Linked DNA regions of Homo sapiens: region 1 is linked to region 2. A link is an interaction called in ENCODE POLR2A ChIA-PET data of the cell type or tissue named here. Cell type or tissue: OCI-LY7. All regions are shown on one strand. Links, peaks and the distances in the headings refer to the core of each region. The heading gives the core; the rest is flanking DNA.

The links. Peaks named below come from ENCODE experiments on the same cell type or tissue, not always from the same donor. Only the 100,000 strongest peaks of a DNase experiment are listed, where the experiment ranks them.
Region 1: POLR2A ChIA-PET joins it to region 2 with 7 read pairs; 3 of 35 experiments call an interaction of 5 or more read pairs at or near these places.

The regions. Positions count from the first base shown.
Region 1 is chrX:31,242,238-31,252,375 of GRCh38, reverse strand. The region is part of intron 63 of DMD (dystrophin); the gene reads left to right. Among named protein-coding and RNA genes, the nearest start is that of FTHL17, 180 kb to the right of the region's middle. In OCI-LY7, for the core only: no CTCF peak of the experiment used is centred there; no DNase peak of the experiment used is centred there; H3K4me3 peaks cover 1,373 bases; H3K27ac peaks cover 2,633 bases.
Region 2 is chrX:31,328,457-31,338,594 of GRCh38, reverse strand. All of the region lies in intron 61 of DMD (dystrophin), which reads left to right. Among named protein-coding and RNA genes, the nearest start is that of FTHL17, 260 kb to the right of the region's middle. In OCI-LY7, for the core only: no CTCF peak of the experiment used is centred there; no DNase peak of the experiment used is centred there.

The DNA of each region.
Region 1 (10,138 bases), core at 746-8,745, 86 kb after region 2:
TCAAAGGAACATCCATTACTCTTAGCATGATTTATAAAACTGCTTTATCGGCATAATTAAACTGGAATCCATATGACATTCTTTATTCCCTAGCTGACAAAATTAGCACAGGAGATTTACTCAAATTTGTTATTAAGGCTGTTATAAATGTTCTTCCTTTACTATTCAGCTTATAAAAGAAAAAAGAAAAATAATCTGCTCTTTTAACTTTGATTAGGATCCATTGACTTTCCCCATTTGTAAAATAGAAATGTAACTTCCAAATCAAAATTTATGGCATTTTAATGGACTGTTCTAAATATTATAATATTTTTTCTTGTTCAAATAACTTGATTTAAAGCTTCTAATTGAAGAACATAATAGATATTTCTGAATTGCATCTCTCCAAGCTTATTTCAGAAGGAAACTCAAAAAGAATTGTTCCTTAGACTTTGACTGGTTTACAGTTTTAAAAGAGCTGCCAAATTGTAGTTTACTGATCTAAATAAGAGGAACATTAAGGTTACACCTGCAGCTAGAAGAAAAGTGCTGGATATGTACAATTTTATGTAGCTGGATCTGCAGAAGATGATTTTTGCACACAGAGTAAAGGCATCTAAAAACGTGTCTGCTCTTATTCAGACATTTCCAATATTTCTTTTTTAAGCCCACAAGTCTGATTACCTCTGTATGTCTCTTGGGAGCTGCAATTTTGCTGGAAAGAGATTCAGAACAGTCAGAGCACTCACATAAAATAGATAGTTTTTAAAGTCTGTACCCTCTACGGTAGTAATAAAATGACCTAAAAATATTCTGAAAGTCTCTCTTATGACATAGTGGATGAATCATTAGCTTATTTATGAATTGGTGATATTCTGTGGGAATGTTTCAAAATTTGCTATTCCACAAAGCGTTCATCGCTTGCATAACTCCAGGAAAGTCATTACACCCCCTCATAAATAGAAGCTTATATAACGGAGACAAATGTTGCTTATATTGATATATTTACATACAGATTTCTTTACCAAGCATTAATTTTGGTAAGAAAGTGATTGTTTTTATATTTTACTTTCTTGGTCTGTAAAGAGGCTATCACTTTAAGGCCAGGCATGGTGGCACGCACCTGTAGTCCCAGCGCTTCCAGAGGCTGAGGCAGAAGGATCCCTTGAGCCCAGGAATTTGAGTCCAGCCTGGGCAATATAGCAAGACGTTGTCTTAGAAAAAAAAAAAAAGAAGCTATCACTGAAGAGCAGTGCTTCTCAAACTGGTGAAGGGCCAGGTTTTTGTTGGTGGTGGGTTTTTTTTTTTGTTTTTTTGAGACAGAGTCTTGCTCTGTTGCCAGGCTGGAGTGCAGTGGTGCGATTTTAGCTCACTGCAAACTCTGCCTCCCGGGTTCAAGCGATTTTCCTGCCTCAGCCTCCCGAGTAGCTGGGATTACAGGTGTGCACCACCACACCCAGCTAATTTTTGCATTTTTAGTAGAGACGGGGTTTCACCATGTTGGCTAGGATGGTCTCGATCTCTTGACCTCATGATCTGCCAGCCTCCGCCTCCCAAACTGCTGGGATTACAGGCGTGAACCACTGCACCCAGCCGCGGTGGTGGTTTTTAACATACTACACATCACAGATTTTTAGGTGGTGCTAATGAAACTGACAAGTATGCATTCACACCACATGTAACTCAACAGTCAAGTTCAACAACACTTGACCTCGTCTGTACCCTGCTCCATGAGATGAATTCATTGATCATGAATTTGGATGTCATGGCAATGTCAAATTGCTATAGAAGTTACTTAACACACTGTCCATATCTATGCTTGTGAAAGACCATATTTTGAGTAGCACTGTTCTAGAGCACTTAATTTTTGAAAGTATAAATGTAAACTCAAATCAAGTGACTCAGGTCGGGGGAGGATAATTAACCAAACAGGAACACCTGAAAATGTTATTTATGCGGTTTAATGTTTTGCCAGTTGAGTCAAGTTCAGGCAGAGGAGGGATCTATTTTCTTTCCCACTTGGTAGCTCTCCTTAGCAATTGTTTTAGAAGACAAAGCATAGAAATCATTGTGTTACAGGAAGGAACCAGAGATTAAGCGGCAGAGCCACTGCTGCCTAGTTTAATGTCTCTCGCACCCCCTATAATTAAATATAATGTATATAATGTGATAAGTTTAAAATACAGGTTTGCTTTTATCTAGAATATAAACTGTGATATATGCACTCTTTATGGGGTGCATTCAGTGGGGGAACTAATTGATTATACTGTGACTTTCCTATTGTCACTTTATGAGTTTAGGTTTGGAGGCAATGTTTTGCAGCAACAAAATTGTTCATTGACTTTGAGGCTGGATTTAAATTCTGATTCTGTCACCAGTTCTCTGTGGTCAAAAAGGAAGCCACTAATAATTTTAAACCTCAGTTATGTGATGTATTAAATAGTTATGATGAGACTTATCTTGTGTTGTGAGGATTAGAATGACATATGTAAGGTAACAGAATGTCTGATGTAGTAACTGCTCAAGGAATTATAATTGCTATTAGTGATATGCATTATTATTATTAGTTATTATTATCATATACCAGTGTCTCTCCTTATTTAATAATCTATTGGGTTCCTGAATTGAGATACCAAGAATTCAGATAGTGAGAGACACCTAGGTTTAGGTCTTCACATTTGACACTCAAGGAGCCACTAAATTTTTCTGAAGTATTTTACTTCTTAACCAAGGTGATAAAGATCACCTGATCACAATTTATCCTAACTTTTGGAAAGCATACACGTACTTTAATTTGACATGCAAATTAAAATAATACATTTTGTACTGTGTTGTTTGCCCTCCCCCAATTCTAAAATAATATATCATTCAGGATAAAAAAGACTACACTTTGGGAGGCCGAGGCAGGTGGATCACCTGAGGTCAGGAGTTCGAGACCAGCCTGGGCAACACGGTGAAACCCCATCTCTACTAAAATAAAAATTTAAAAAAGCCAGAAGTGGTGGCGTCTGCCTGTAGTACCAGATACTCGGGAAGCTGAGGCAGGAGAATTGCTTGAACCTGGGAGGCACGGGTTGCAGTGAGCCAAGATCGCACCACTGCACTTCAGCCTGGGCAACAGAGTGAGACTCTGTCTCAAAAAAGAGCATAAATATCTAATAAATGATGGTGGTACTAGTCTGTGGTAGTGGAGGTATCACAGAATGGCTGTAGAGATGAGGAGGGCTAAAACTGTGAAAAGCCTTATATGGTATGTTGAAGGTTTTTTATACTAAGGTTTTTGATTTGGAAGATGTATCAATCAGGGTCTGCCTGGTCAGAAAACATAAACCCTCTAGTTATTTCAAACAAAGGGAATTTAATGCGGGAAATTGGTTACTCAAGAATGGAAGTGCTGAGAAGCCACACACACAGCATGAAGTTTCTGTTATACCTAGGGCTGGAGGGACAATGACAAGAGGTGGTATCACCAGAGCCCCAGATGTCATGGGCATCAAGGCGGAGTTGGAACCTTTGGCCAGCTGGGACCAATGAGGGAGGGGCTCCGAGGGAGCTGGAGCCAGGAAGGAGACACAGTTAGCCAGACCTATTGCCGGAGGTAGAATGAAAAAGGAAGTACGCCCGGCTTCTCCTTTCCGCCTGCCCTCTAGGCTTCTGCCAGTGACTCCTATTGGCCAAACTTACTTGGAAGCCAATTGGTAAGGGAGCAGGAAAATGTACTGTAATAAACAGCAGAGCAGAGAAAAGGCAGAGAAAGTATCAAAAACCAACAAGCAAATGATTGAAGTACAGGAGATCCCATGGACAGTAAGGCAACCAACCCTCTATGCAGATATTTCGGGAACAAGAAACATAAAAAAACTAAAAAGCTTTCATAGGAGTTTGAGGTGACATAGATAAGATACCAGAAGGACATCCTGGGTTCAAAGGAAACTGATCTTAAAGGAGAGGAGGTAGCAATTAAAACAAATTATCTGCAGAGAAGTCCAAACACTAAGGATAAGCTTCCATGCATTTGATGAAAGTACTTGCGACGTTTACAGGTGTTTATGCTCATGACTCTCAAGACTAAATACAGACATACCTTGGAGATTTTGCAGGTTCAGTTCCAGAACACTTCAGTAAAGCAAATATCACAATAAAGTAAGTCACACAAGTGTTTTGGTTTTCTAGTACATATAAGTTATGTTTACTCTATAATGTAGTCTAGTAAGTGTGCAACAGCATTATGTCTTAAAAAACAATGTACATACCTTAATTTAAAATACTTTATTGTTAAAAAAGCTAACGATCACCTGAGCCTTCAGCCAGTAATGATCCTTTTGCTGGTGGAGGGTCTTGCCTCGATGTTGATGGCTGCACAGCATGGTGGTTGCTGAAGGTTGGGGTGGCTGTGGCAATTTCTTAAAATAAGACAACAATGAAGACTGCCACTCAGTTGACTCTTCCTTTTGTGAAAGATTTCTCTGTAGAATGTGATACTATCTCATGAAACCACTTACTTTGCTCATCCATAAGTAGCAACTCCCTATCCATTAAAGTTTGATCATGAAATTGCAGCAATTCAGCCATATCTTCACGCCCCACTTGTGATTTCAATTTTCTTCCTGTTTCCACTACATCTGCAGTTACATCCTCCACTGAAGTCTTGAACCCCTGACAGTCATCCATGAGGGTTGGAATCAACGTCTTCCAAACTCCTGGTAATGTTGATATTTTGACGACCTCCTATCAATCACAAATGTTCTTAATGGCATCAAGAATCACTTCCAGAGATTTTTTTTTTTTTTTTTTTTGAGACACAGTCTTGCTATGTTGTCCAGGCTGGAGTGCAGTGGCGTGATCTAGGCTCACTGCAACCTCTGCCTTCCTGGGTTCAAGTGATTCTTCTGCCTCAGCTTCCCGAGTAGCTGGGACTACAGGCGTGTGCCACTACGCCCGGCTAATTTTTGTATTTTTAGTAGAGACGGGGTTTCACCATTTTGGCCAGGCTGGTCTCAAACTCCTGACCTCATGATCCACCTGCCTCGGCCTCCCAAAGTGCTGGGATTACAGCCGTGAGCCACCACACCTGACTTCCAGAGATTTTCCATTTACTTTGCCCAGATCCATCAGAGGAATCACTGTCTATGTCAAGCTATAGCCTTACAAAATATTTCTCAACTAATAAGAGTTGAAAGTCACAATTTTTTCTTAATCCTTGGGCTACAGAATGGATGTTGTGTAAGCGGGCATGAAAACGTGAATCTCTTTGTACATCTCCATCCAAGCTTTTGGGTGACAAGGTGCATTGTCAGTGAGCAGTTATATTTTGAAAGGAAACCTATTTTGAACACTAGGTCTTACAGTGAGCTTGAAATATTCAGTAAACCATGCCGTAAACAGATACGCTGTCATCCAAGCTTTGTTTTTCCATTTATACAGCACAGGCAAAGTAGATTTCACATAATTCCTTTTTTTTTTTTCCTTCCAAGACGGAGTCTTGCTCTGTCACCCAGGCTGGAGTGCAGTGGTACGATCTTGGCTCACTGCAACCTCCACCTCCCGGGTTCAAGCAATTCTCCTGCCTCAGCCTCCTGAGTAGCTGGGATTACAGGCGTCTGCCACCACACCTGGTTAATTTTTGTATTTTTAGTGGAGACGGGGTTTCACCATGTTGGCCAGGCTGGTCTCCAACTCCTGACCTCGTGATCTGCCCGCCTCAGCCTCCCAAAGTGCTGGGATTACAGGCATGAGCCACTGTGCCCGGCCTGATTTCACATAATTCTTAAGGGCCCTGTGATTTCAGAATGGTAGATGAGCATTGGCTTCAACTTAGTCACCAGCTGCATTAGGCCCTACTAAGAGATACAGCCTGTCCATTGAAGCTTTGAAGGCAGTCATTGATTTCTCCTCTAGAGCTATGAAAGTCCTAGATAGTATCACCTTTAAATAGAAGGCTGTTTCATCTATGTTGAAAATCTGTTGTTCGTTGTAGCCACCTTCATCCATGACCTTAGCTTCATCTGGAAAACTTGGCTGCAGCTTCTGCATCAATGCTTGCTGCTTCATCTTGCACCTTAATGTTATGGATATGGCTTGTTTCCTTAAGCTTCTTGAAGCAACCTCTACTAGCTTCCAACTTTTCTTCTGCAGCTTCCTCATCTCTTTTAGCCTTCATAGAATTGAAGGGAGTTAAGGTTTTGCTCTGGATTAGGCTTTGGCTTAAAGAAATGTTGTGGCTAGTTTGATCTTCTATTCAGAGCACTCAAACTTTCTCCATATCAGGAATAAGGCTGTTTTACTTTCTTATCATTTGTGTGCTCGCAGGGTAGTACTTTTAATTTCCTTCATTAACTTTTCCTTTGCATTCACAACTTGACTGTTTGGCATGAGAGGCCTAGCTTTCAGTCTGTCTCATCTTTCAACATGCTTTCCTCACTAAGCTCAATCATTAATAGCTTCTGATGTAAAGTGACAGAGGTATGGCTCTTTCTTCCCTTGAACACTTAGAGGCCATTGTAGGGTTATTAATTACCCTGATTTTAATATTGTTGTGTCTCAGAACAGGAAGGCCAGAGGAGAGGGAAAGAGATGGGGGAACAGCTGGTCGGTGGAGCAGTCAGAACACGTATGACGTTGATCAATTAAGTTTGCCATCTTATGTGGGTGTGGTTAGTTGCACCCCAAAACAATTTCAGTAGTAACATCAACGATTACTGATCACGATTCACCATAATAGATATAAAAATAATGACAAATTTGAAATATTGAGGGAATTTTCAAAACGAGACACAGACCCAAAGTGAGCACATGCTGCTGGAAAAATGTCCATAGACATGCTCAACACAGGATTGCCACAAACCTTCAGTTTGTAAACAATGCAATTTTCACAAAGTGCAATACAGCAAAGTGCAATTTAATGAGATGAGCCTGTAATGAGCCTCTTTAAAGCAGGAACTGTCTTCCTCATCTTTGTCACCAGTGCCTGGTGCATGGTAGCCTCTGAAAAAATAATTGTTCATTGAATGAAGCACAGTAGAGCAAGGGAGAGTGATTTTGCTCGGGAGGAAAACAAATACCACTCAAGAAGATGGAAAGATACAGATGAGGGTTTTCTAAGGCGGATTATTAAACTGGCAAGATGGAACTCTGGAGAGATGGAGTTCTTTCCAGAAAGTAGAAGATAAAGCCTCAAAGTAATTAAAATAGGGAATATCAGTTAAGTTGTAGATTTTATTGGCAATTTGTTATCTTAGCAAAACCAAGTGAACTGCTATTCTGGAATTAATTTTGCCCTAAAAGGAATAATTAATTGATAAGGAGAAATAAGACCCGTAAAAAGTGTCACTATGGATTCAGAATTTATATGACAAAGAAAGGAAACACTGAACACAATTTGATGTGCTGATGGCCTCGTTCGTTCATTGGTTTCCTGCTTCAGTAAACATTTAAGAGCGTGCCATGTATTTTCAAACTTTAGGGCAACAGGCTAAAAATATCAAGGAGAAAAACGTTTACTGAGGGTATAGAAGTTTTTATGATCTTACTTTTATTGAACATTAAAACATGGATGTTCATTCTAGAAATTTTAGAAGGTGAAGTGCAAAAACAAAATGAAAATCACCTCACATCTCAGTACCCAGAAATAGCCACTATTTACATTTTAAAAGATTGCTTCCGGTCTTCTTTCCTATGCATTTTTATATAGTTGTTTGAGATAATAGAATGTTTAAAGTGTTGTATCCTACTGTAATCATAAGTCTTCTCTTATTCTTAGTTCCTCAGAGATGTTATTTTTCGCTAGTTGCAGTTTATTGGGGTACCACTTTTGTAAAAAAATATTTCCCAATTTTTGAAAATTGTGACAAAGAAAAGTCAAATTCGTGTTGAATTTATGGAAGGAAATCTTTAAGAATCTGGAGGCTTATTACTAACAAGCTTCTGAGAAGAAAGCCAAGTAAAGTGTTATAATACCTTCTGTCCAACAAGCTACTTATGTATAAGTGATGTTACAGAATAAAGTCAGTGTGGTCAAAAACAGACAGTCAGTTATCAGAAAGTTGATAAGTAACATTTATCCTATGAAAAATATAGCTATGAATTTAAATCAATAGTTTTCTACCACAAATATCTTAATGGATAAAATTTTCTTTACCAAATATGTATGGTGTCAAGGTGACAAGGCAAGTATCCTTGTAAACTTTCCGAATTACAGGAACAACTTTGCCCTTCTTAGCAAGCAATTTTATACAGAAACTCAACTTTATGATGGGTTTCTGTAAGTTTTAATTTTTATAATAACTGATATGTAAATATTTAGTTACCTTTAACTTATCTCTCCAGGTAGAATGGCTAGCAGACTGTTTTATCTTCTCAAAACATTTGTGTGTACAGTTCCCATGTTCTTTTCAAGGTTCTTGCTTCTAACTGTCAGTTAAGGCTTTTGTAGCCTCTTACTTCAGTTACATTTTCTGGCCAAGACGCAATTAAAGAATATAGAGCTGATAATTATTTCCATAGTCGTTTCCAATTTTTCTACTGTTCCACGTAAGACTTTGAGGAACACCTTTATGCATAACACCTTTCTACATTTGATTCATGTAAGTGGAATCACTGAGTCAAATGGTGTTAATGTTTCTAAGCTTCTTGGAATGCACTGCCTGAAACTTTCTCAAAAGGCTGTAGCCATTTACACTCATAATACTTCAAAGTGCCAATCTAACCATGTCCTTCCCAGCATGGAGTATTATTTTTACTTTTGCTATTGTAACAAGGAAAATTAAACCATCTCATTGTTAATATTTGTGTATTTTTTATTTCTAGTGACCACAAATGTTTTCTTTTAAATATCTGCTGGGTGTTTTTCTTCTTTTTTGAGTAATGTGAAAACAAAACGAAGTTAACCAAACACAACTCTTCCAAACTTTTCTGATATAATACACACTTTTTTGTGTGTTATGTTGAGGGGCTCTAGTTGGTAACAGCCTCCTGGTTACATAAATACTGTACAGTTTAATTTTTTTTCAGCTAAATAAGCCTTATCCCTTTATCCATCCTTAGTGGATCTATTATCTACCCATTAAATTAAATTTTATTCTCTATACCAACTCCTGTTTCTTCACATTTTTTAAATATATGCAGAGCCCTAAATTACAGTGGCTGTCCTAATAAAAGGCTATTCAGTTATTAACAGAAAAGGAAGATTGCTTCCTGCCTCTTGGGTGAGGAAGACTCATGTATACCATAGATATGGTCAGTTTACATTTACAGTTTTCTGTGAGGCATTGATTTTTTTCCCCCATAAATATGGAGTACTTAGAATGTTCAAAACCTTTCTCTGGGTAATAGAATGCACAAAAGTATAAGGCATGATCCCTGTTCATTGCCCAAGCTGGCGTGACTCTGGTCATGCAGCGGACTTCATGATGTGATAGAATTCCTTGCCTATGAGAGTGAAGGAGATGGTACCAGGTCTACTTGTGGCCGGTGGTGGAACACTTACATTATTCTAAGTCCTTTCTGTCTGTAGAACCCAAATGACAACCATATTATTTTATCTTCTCTTATTGCTAGTGGTATCGTTTATTAATGCCAACGTATACCCATTTTGCTTTTCAAGGTTACTTTAGATGTCTTAGGTTGGAATGACTGAAGGCTTATACATTCAAATTTATATATGACACACACACACACACACACACACACACACACACATATCTTATTGTTGCCTGCTATCTTTCTACCTGTTGTATAAGAAATCCTTTGAAAAAAGCCTATGTCAGCTTCACAAAAGATGTTACTGTGTTTTGGGGGAAATAAAATTGGGAAGTAATAAAACAGTTAATAAATGTTACAAGACCGTGTACACCAACTTAAATAAGATTAAGGTCAAACGTATGGTACCTTATATAGGTAGGAAGAGCAGTATTAATTAGAATAATTAGGGAGAGTTGTTTGGAGAGTGGAAAAAAACATTGTTCTAGGAAGAAATTTTGTAATACTCAGGTAAAGTAAAATGTAGGGCCAAGATATTCCAGATAGTGTAGCAGCATAAACAAAGGTATGAAAGACTGGCTTGTTTGCGAGTCAGTGAAGACATTGTTCTCTGAGAATCTACTCCAGATTTTTTTTTTTTTTTTTTTTTTTTTTTTTGCTTTTTGAGACAGGGTCTCACTTT
Region 2 (10,138 bases), core at 1,261-9,260:
GAAGGATGCTGGTCAAGGAGTTAAGTGGGAAGGAAGAGACTCACTTCAGCTTGATCCCACAGGGAGCTCTGGAGAACAAATTGTCCCTACTTTGAGATAAGGGGCCTGGGCTTTTTGTTTGTTTGTTTTGAGATGGAGTCTTGTTCTGTCACCCAAACTGGAGTGCAATGGCGTGATCTTGGCTCACTGCAACCTCCGCCTCCCAGGTTCAAGCTATTCTCCTGCCTCAGCCTCCCGAGTAGCTGGGACTACCGCGCCTGGATTTTTTTTTTTTTTTTTTTTTTTGTATTTTTACTAGAGACGGGGTTTCACTAGGTTGGCCAGGCTGGTCTCGAACTCCTGATCTCCTGATCCGCCTGCCTCGGTCTCCAAAAGTGCTGGGATTACAGGCGTGAGCCACCGCGCCCAGCCAGGGCTGGGCTTTTATTTTCCCGTGTGAATTAGTCATTGGCTGTGGATTTCTGGGGAGTAGGAGATAGCAAAGCAGTTCCCATTTGGCCAAGGGAGGATTTCTGGTGAAAGGACCAATGAGGCCTTAGCAACCAACACTCACAACAACTGCGGCTGGGTGAACCAGCTCAGTAAAAGGGATCTGAGTGGAACAACAATAGTATTAACCTCTCCTAGACTTTATGAAGCTGCTATCATACCCCATGCATAATCTGGCTTTAGAGCTGAATGGGCGCATTTAGCTGGATCACTAACCACCACTCCTTCGTCACGGACTTACATGGAAATTAGCCCGGTGGCATGGAAGAGATGAGACAAATGTCTGTTTCTTTCTTATTTCATCTTCCTCATTGTGACAGATTCTTCTGGGCCTCATGAGGAGCTAGGGCCAAGAGACCAGCACCAGAGTTCTGAATCAGTTTTATAACATGGGCACTATTTTGGTGGAATGCTGGCTCTGAAGGGTGTATTTTTACACTACCCAGAAAATGAAGGCATTTGTGAATTTGGCCTGGGGTAGCATTTTGTCATCTGTCCAAAATACAAAGCTTTGCACAACAGAAATAGTGGGATCACATCCCTGTGGGCAAGAATCATTACTTTCGTTTTTCCATTTGGATGTTTTCCATTTTCAGAACACAACCAGTTTGGGATTACAAAGTACTTTCTGGTGAGAACTTTGAAGTGAGGACAAAAGGCATTTTGTTCTTTAGTAGACTTACATAAACTGTTCCTGGTTTAAAAACCATTCTAGATTTTTAAATAGACTTTCAGATATCTGCAGTAAAAATCATCTTGATTTCAGGCGACTGCAGGTACTGCTCTGTTATGTGCTATGTCTCCTTAAGGCTGTAAGGGACAGGGATAGGCTTAGGTGATAAGGAACATTTTCAGGATACAGAGAGGCATGAAGAATAACATGGGCCGGGCGCGGTGGCTCACACCTATAATCCCAGCACTTTGGGAGGCTGAGGCGGGCGGATCACGAGGTCAGGAGTTGGAGACCAACCTGGCCAACATGGTGAAACCCTGTCTCTACTAAAGACACAAAAAATTAGCCAGGCATGGTGGCGCACACCTGTAATCCCAGCTACTCAGGAGGCTGAGGCAGGAGAATCGCTTGAACCCAGGAGACGGAGGTTGCAGTGAGCCAAGATCACACCATTGCACACCAGCCTAGGCAACAGGGCGAGACTCCATCTCAAAAAAAAAAAAAAAGAAAGAAAGAAAAGAATAACATGGAACAACAGACACCACGAAACATGTTTGCTTCTTTCTGTATATGCATTTGCTGCCATAGACTTCAGACTATTACAGTATCATATCTTCTCTCTTCTCTCCACCTAACACCTTCTACTTATAGTTTCTACTTTCTTATGACTTCCATTTTCTTCCTTTGTTATCCGACTTTTTAAACTTCCCCACCCATCTGTCATCTCTGTTTATCTCTGTGTATTACATTCAAGCTCTCCAAGACAAAGCATCTGATTGGATTAGTTATTTATTATCCATCTAAGGGTAATGCCATCTCACAGGCCACAGGCCAGACTGTAAACTAGGCTTTCTTGACCTGGGCACTATTGGCATTTGGGGCCAGATAATTAGTGGAATGCTGGCTCTGAAAAGTGTATTTTTACACTACTCAGAAAATGAAGGCATTTGTGAGTTTGGCCTGGGGTAGCATTTTGTCATCTGTCCTAGAATACAAAGCTTTGCGCAACAGAAATGGTGGGATCACACCTCTGTGGGCAAAAATTATTGGGGGCTGTCCTGTGCATTATCTCTGGCCTCTACTCACTACATGCCAGTAGCACTCCCCTCCCTTAGCTGTGACAACCAAAAATGTCTCCAGACATTGTCTGTCTGATGTCCCCTGTTGGGTGAAATTGCCCCTAGTTGAGAATCACTCCTTTATACCAATGCCTGCACAATTTGTGGTAATGAAAGTCATGTGGAACACTAAATACAGTGACCTATGCCTGAGGAATTATTTGAAGTTGCTTTTCTGCATCCTTAGGGACCCTTTAGTCTCTCGATGAAAGGGAGTGTCCTCAGCAGACAATCTTCAGGAATTGCATCAGCTGCCTCACCCAAGATCATACCCCTTACAGGGGCAGCTCTTCCTGATCAGTGTAGGGGAATAATGACCTGGCCATTTTGGCCCAACTCAGGAGAACATTAACATTCTAGCTCAAGAGCTCCCATGGGGTTGAATGAGACTGTCACTGGGTCTGCATTCACCTTGACTTCTCCCTATTTCTATTCCTGTTTCTTTCACTTCCCTTCCACAGTTGTCTATCCTGCTCTCTAATCATTGCCTTAGAGTTGGCTTCCTGGAGGAAGCCAATCTGTGAGGGGGCAATGAAATTGACAGGCATTTAGAAGCATCTAAGAAAAAGGTATTATAATAGGCCCATTACAGTCACTGGGTAATTTGATTTACTCTTGCTTTCATAATGAGGTTGATTATTTTGTTCAGGATAAGTAGTGATTATTATTATTTAAGGTGTCCAACCTCATGATCTCCATTAATAGGTAAGGACTTTGGGGACAGCATAAAATTACATGAATCTCTTACCTTAAACCTTAAGCTCAGCAGCATACATGCCCATGACAGGCAAGAGTTAGAACGTAAGATGGTCAGTAACATAGATCTTGAAAGGAAATATGTTGGAGTGTGAGCACTTTAAGGGCATAGGGCCTGCATTACTTTTTTATTAAAAATAATTTTGCATCTAACACAACATCTTGCATATTAGATGCAGGATATGCCTTGATTGAATGAATAACTGGGCACTTAAAAGATTGTTCCCAGTCTAATAAAATGAAAGAACTTAGCCTGGTGCTTAGTCTAATGTCCAGAAAGAGTTAATGAACTTCACTTTATCTTCAGTCAGTTAAGAATTGATTCACTTTGTTACTCAACAAATGTCTGTTGAATGACCAATGTAAATCAAACTCTGATCTAGGAACTGGGGAAACGGCAGTAAATAAAACAAAGTTTATTTATTGTGGAGCTTACATTTTAACAAGAGAAGATGGACAATCAGGTCATGATAAGTTTGATTTAAAAACAAAGAATAAAGCAGGCTAAAGGGGCTAGAGGATGGGAGAAGGGGACCCTTTTAGTGGAGTGGTCAGGAATGGTGACATTTCAGTAGAGATGTGAGGAAGTACACCAGTCAGATATTGGGGGACAAAGTGTTCCAGGTGGAGGAAACAGTAAAAGTAAAGGATCCAAGATGGAGCATGCTTAGAGGGTTTGAGAAATATTAATAGCAAGGAAGCCAGTATGACTGAAGCCAAGGAAGAAAGATGGTGAATGATAGGAGGTCAGTGAGTGACCAAGGGCCAGACGAGGAAGGGTCTTATCAACTATGGTTGGCTATCGTTAAAAGCCTTTGGCATATATGCTTTGTGAGAAGGGAAGTCATAGAATTCTGAGCTAAGAAGTGACATGGTGCCTGTAGCATTGTTACTTACTGTGCCTGTAGTATTCATTCATTCATTCCTATATTTATTAACAAAAACGAGTCACCTGAAATATGAAGATAAAAAGAGAATTATTGCCTTGGGACATTTAAATACCAATCACAAAAGACAGACCTATAAAAAATGACCTCCTACAGTGGTAGTAAATAGTGGGTGCAATGGGAGTAGAATGGAAGGGAGGAATCCATTCCACAGTGAGAGAAAGGAGATGTTCTATCTAGTTGAGTATTAACGCATATTGTCCCTGAGGCTACATGCAAATCCAAAGTAGAGGGTATTCCTTTTGATAGGAACTTAGCAAAGAATGTTTATAATTGCTTGGTCCCTGATCTCACCTAGCAAGAGTCACAAGATGCATTCAGTGATGAAAAATCAGTTTCTCCCTTCTACTTAGCCATTCTGATAAGATGAATATCTCGGGCCGGGCGCGGTGGCTCACGCCTGTGATCCCAGCACTTTGGGAGGCCAAGGTGGGTGGATCACCTGAGGTCAGGAGTTCAAGACCAGCCTGACCAACATGGTGAAACCCCGTCTCTACTGAAAAATACAAAAGTTAGCTGGGCATGGTGACAGGCACCTGTAATCCCAGCTACTTGGGAGGCTGAGGCAGGAGAATTGCTTGAACCCAGGAGGCGGAGGTTGCAGTGAGCCGAGATCGCGCCATTGCGCTCCAGCCTGGGTGACGGAGCAAGACTCTGTATCCAAAAAAAAAAAAAAAGATGAATATCTCCCTTTCCAGTTTCGTGTGTAGTCTCCTTACCGCCCTTCTGTTCAGAAAAGGGATTTCTTACGTATGTATAATGAATATAAATATAGGTTTTAGAGAGCACTAATGTTTTAATGAGATAGAAATAGGCAGACGAGAGAGAATAATTGAAGGATTAGTCAACATGAGGGCAATTTGATAGGGAAAGAAAAAGTCTGAGCAGGAAATGTCTGTGGAAAAAAAAAATCGAAGAGGAATGGAATGAAATGAGCTCATTTATGGTGTGAGTTAGGGACAGAAGGGATTTATTCTCAGGAGGTGAAAAGTGAAGGAGTTCATGTTATAGAATTCGACCTAGACCAGCTATCAAGGGAAAGAAAGTAATTCAAAAGACTTGGTCCAGGAGATCTGGAGCAGATACATCTATTAGAGGAAGATTCAGTTTTGAACTGCATCTTCAGTTATTCCTGGAACCCAACACAAAAGCTCATGACAACCTTGTTATCTTCAGGCAAAAAAAAAAAAAAAAAAAAAAAAAAGGCGGGGGCAGCAAGGCTTATGTCTTAAACAAGACAGCACATAACTTCAGGTCAGAGAATTCCATTAACATGAATCACCCACACCAATTTAAATAGGAAAAAAAATAGTAAGCTTGGTTATGTAAAAATTTAGTTTAAAAATCAGAACCAACAATTGAAATTAAACAAGAATGTTTTATTTATTTCTAAAAATATTTAGCTATTTATTTTGAATTCTGAAGCAATACTAATATAGTATATAATGATAAAACACAGTTGATTTTCATAGTAAACATCAGCATCAGAATGCCAAGAGGAAGATTTGTCTCCGTTCATGTTTTATTACTCTGAGAACCGCGTAACATTTTTTAAAGAGTCAGAAAATGGCTAGAAAAAGAGGAAGAAAGATTATTTCCTTAACTAGTTCCCTGGTCCCATGCTTTGGTGGTTAACAGTCAGTTTAACTCTAGAACCATGGAAAGTCTCTGTCACTTTCCTGGTTACCCTGGGATTCCTCACATTGGCAGTAAGTTCGTGAATGAGATAAATATCCTGATAACTAGCTACATTAATGATGAAAATAATTATAAACGTAGGAGTTGGAATTTTTAAAAAGTATCGAGCGCTCTGTGCTCTTAACACAGAGGAAGCATTTTGCATAGATTAACCCGTTTAATCCTCACACCAACCTTTAAAATAAGGACTGTTATTGTCTCCATTTCACAGAAGAGAAAACTGAGACTAGAACAATTTACTAACATATTCAAGTTCATACTTGTAACTATTATGGATTATCAGCCTTAGAAAAGGGGTTCCAGACACCAGTGAATAGCAACCCACACGTCTCAACTGCACAGACCAAAGAGGATGATAATCCCCATTAATCTTTGCATGTTAGTAGAGGCAGTGGCTAGTAACAAATGGGAGAGACTTTGGCTGGAGGATATTTTTTATTCTTTAATCTTTATGATACTGTTTCCCCTCTCCCCTTCTCTCTCTACTCCTCTCTCTGTCAGCTGTATCCACAATAATGCCACAATATAACTACTATACAAGAATATAAAGCTTCTGTTCTCATGCTTATGGGTCTACAGGTCAACTGTAATTCGGGTGATCTGGATAAAACTTGACTGGAAAGCTCTACTTCATACTGAAGCATGCCTGGGTTCGCCTCTAGGCTGTGAGTTCAGTTTAGATGGTTTCTAAATGTGTTGGGTTGTGAGCCCCAGACTAAAGGATCAGAAGCAACCTGGGGCATGTTCTCATGGCAGATTGCCAGTGTGACAAGCCTCTGTTCACATCATATCTGCTAAAGCAAGTCACATGGTCAAGCAAGCCAAGGTCAAGGAGCTAGGAAGCACACTGCGCTCACCATGAGGCCATGGCTAAGGTATACATGTTTAGTTCTTTCACAACTGAGTGAAAAATGGGCCCCAAATTCAATCTCTCCTATACTCTTTTTGCGTTAATTGCTAGTTCTTTCTCACTCTTCTCGCTTTCTAATGGATGTACATCCCATCTATGATCATTTGGTTTTTAATATCTGAGTTGCTCCCTACTGTCTCAGGTTTCAAATTTTACTTTCCTTGAAATTTCCCTGGTGCCTAATACAATACCTTTCACACAGAGAGCGTTCAGCAAATGGTGTGGACTGCCTGTCGTCTTTTAAAAGTACATCTGCAGAGACAGTAAAGGCACCTGGCGATATTGCATTGACTTGTTAGTAACCTGACTTAACCCAGATGGCCCAAAGACTGTAACCACCATTACCTGGAGGAAAGTTCCCTGGTAATGCAGTCAGCCAATTATGTTCGAATTTACTCGAAAATTCCTTGAGCATAAATTATTCATGGCTCTATTTATGTAGGTATCTATCTTCCTATATCTGACCTTAGGAAGCTTGATTGCTTTCTTACTCTTCTAATAATCACCGTGATGTTTTTGAAGTTTTCTATAAGTCGGTTAGAAGCAGCTTTTTTTTCTTTTTTTTTTTCATGAGTAATGCCGCCCAACTTTGGCTATTAGACTTTGTGTGACTGTGCAGCCATCAGCACTGGATATTAGATATAGTTTTATCTCTGCAACTCAGTCACCTTGCCAAGAATTTTAGTATGAACTCTTGACTTCCCAGATCAAATGTGAGCCTGATACTCTAAATGACTTGGCAATCTACTGACAAATCCCATGGTGTGGTATTCTGTTCACCATGTGCAATGGTCTCAGAGCTCAGCATTATCTGTCTGACAGCTCATATAATATTTACAGGTTGTTATTCGTTAGGAATTTTAGTTAGCCATAAAGATTTTCACAGCTATGGCAGACATTAGAGGTCTCATTCATCACTCTTGTGACCTTCCTCTCTGGAATGTAGCCCATCTGTCTCTGCTGTTGAAATCTTTATGGAAAGTCTGCCCATCTTTGAAAGTTTAGTAAGTGATCTTAAAGTTTTCATTGAATCTTTACTTTTGATATACGATATAGACATATAAAGCACTATCCTTATTTTAATTTAACGTTTTGAAAAGTGTTAAATTTAACTTGGCCTTTCATTTAAATGACAGAAAACTTACTCTTGCTACAGGAACTATATGCGTCACATCAAAAGAAAATAGAAATCATACAGAAAAAAATTGGAATGGGAAAAATTACACATATATACATATATATTCAACACTAATAACTACATGAAAGCTTAAATACTGTATTATAATCCTGATTATGACTTTAGGAAATGAAAACGATAGAAATACATTTTGCATATAATTTAACGTTATAAAGAAACCCTAAGCAAATTCAGTAATGAAGTGAACTGAATAGGCTGGGTTACAGAGCACAAGAGAGGGATGACCAACAATCAGATGTTGCCCCTTTCCATTTCTGTTTTCCTCTTTTTATACACAACTTCTCAAATGCTTGCTTCCCCTCCGTCTACTCCCTCCTTCAGCCTCTGATCACTAGTGTGAAATTGCCCTTTTGAGGTCACCAGTGATCGTGGGATCAAATACATCTTCTTCTTCTACACCCTTAGTCTGTCAGGCTCAAGAATTGCTTATACTTCACCAGCTAGGCTGTTCTTGTGTTTCATCCCACTTTATTCTAGCTTCTGTATTATTTTTCTTTGACAGCAGTTCTACTGCCACCGCCATTTGGGGGCATTTGCCAGGGTACATTCCCTTTTGTTTTCCTCCACTGTACTCATCTTTTTTTTTTTTTGTACTTTTATAGCTTTCTTGGGGTATAATTATATGCAAAAATATGCATATTTAATATATGTAATTTGGTAAGTTTGGACATATGTATACACCCAAGATACTATTGCCACAGTCAAACTAAAGATAACGAACATATTCATTACCTACAAAAGTTTTGTGTCCCTTTGCTTTTGTGTGTGTCTGTGCATGGCAAGAACACAACATGAGATGGACCCTCTTTTTTTTTTTTTTTTTTTTTTTTTTTTTTGAGATGGAATCTTGCTCTGTCGCCAGGCTGGAGTGCAGTGGCACGATCTCAGCTGACTGCAACCTCCACCTCCCAGGTTCAAGCGATTCTCCTGCCTCAGCCTCCCGAGTAGCTGGGACTATAGGTGCGCGCCACCTCGCCCAGCTAATTTTTGTATTTTTAGTAGAGATGGGGTTTCACCACATCGGCCAGGATGGTCTCGATCTCTTGACCTCGTGATCTGCTCACCTTGGCCTCCCAAAGTGCTGGGATTACAGGGGTGAGCCACCGCGCCCGGCCGAGGTGGACCCTCTTAATCCCCTTAAGTTTTAAGTGCACTACACAGTATTGTTAACTATAGGCACTATGTTGTACAGCAGATCTCTAGAACTTACTCATCTTGCATAAGTGAAACTTTATACTCATTGAATAACAATTTCTCGTTTCCCCTGCCCTGTCTTCTGGCAACCACTTTTCTATTTACTGCTTCTATGAGGTTGACTATTTCAGACACTTCATAAAAGTGGAGTCATACAGCATTTATCCTTCTATGACTGGCTTATTTCACTGAGCATGTCTGCAAGGCCCATCCACATTGTCACCAATGGTAGGAACCTTCTTTTTTTTAATGCTGAATGGTATTCCATTGTATGAAAATGTGGTGTATACATGCAGTTCTCTTTGTACGATCTTCCTTCCTTAAAGAGTCCAGCCATTCTCATAGCATCTGCTATGATTCTAGTACTTATGGTCTTGTCCTTTCACTTGCATTTCAGTGAAAAGAACCAAACTTATGCTGATGCAAATACCTGTACACAAATGTTGATACCAGCTTTATTCATGATTGCCAAATGCTAATCAGTCTATGGGCCTCTGATTTTCACTGCATAAAATATAGACTAATCTGTTTATCATTCATGCTGATGAATGGTGGATAAATGGTCTAGCTAAGAATGAAAGATCTGTTGTATAGATGTCATTGGTCTAGGAAGACAGAGATGTAGAAAGAAGTACCATAAGCCCAGGCAGTTAGATACTATTCAAAGGCATTTCTCTCTGCCATACTTTATACTACATGTGGCACATTAACAGTAGTTAGGAGTGGATTCAAGGCTGCAGATAAATGCTGCCCAGGTGAGAGAGAAAGAATTGGTTCCACAATTAACCATCATTCAGACAACACATCATAGCTATGTGATTACAAACATTATTTGTGTGGTGATTAACATTTTACAAAGCAATTTCATATTGATTTCCTCATTTTATCCTGACAACATTTTGGTGAGGGAGATATCATTATTCCCATTGGAATATAAGGAAAATAAGGCTTAGGCAGGAAAAAGACTAGCTTAAGATCATGAAGTGATAGGGGAGTCAGGACTCAAATCCAGTTCTTCTGAATCTGTACTCTGGACATTTTCTGCTATATCCAGCTCCCTCTCAAGATGCTGGATTGGGCTTTGAAATAGAAAGCCAACATCCTGAGTGCCTTTCTAAACTCTGAGTTTTACAGTCTATCAGGGGAAGAGGAGAG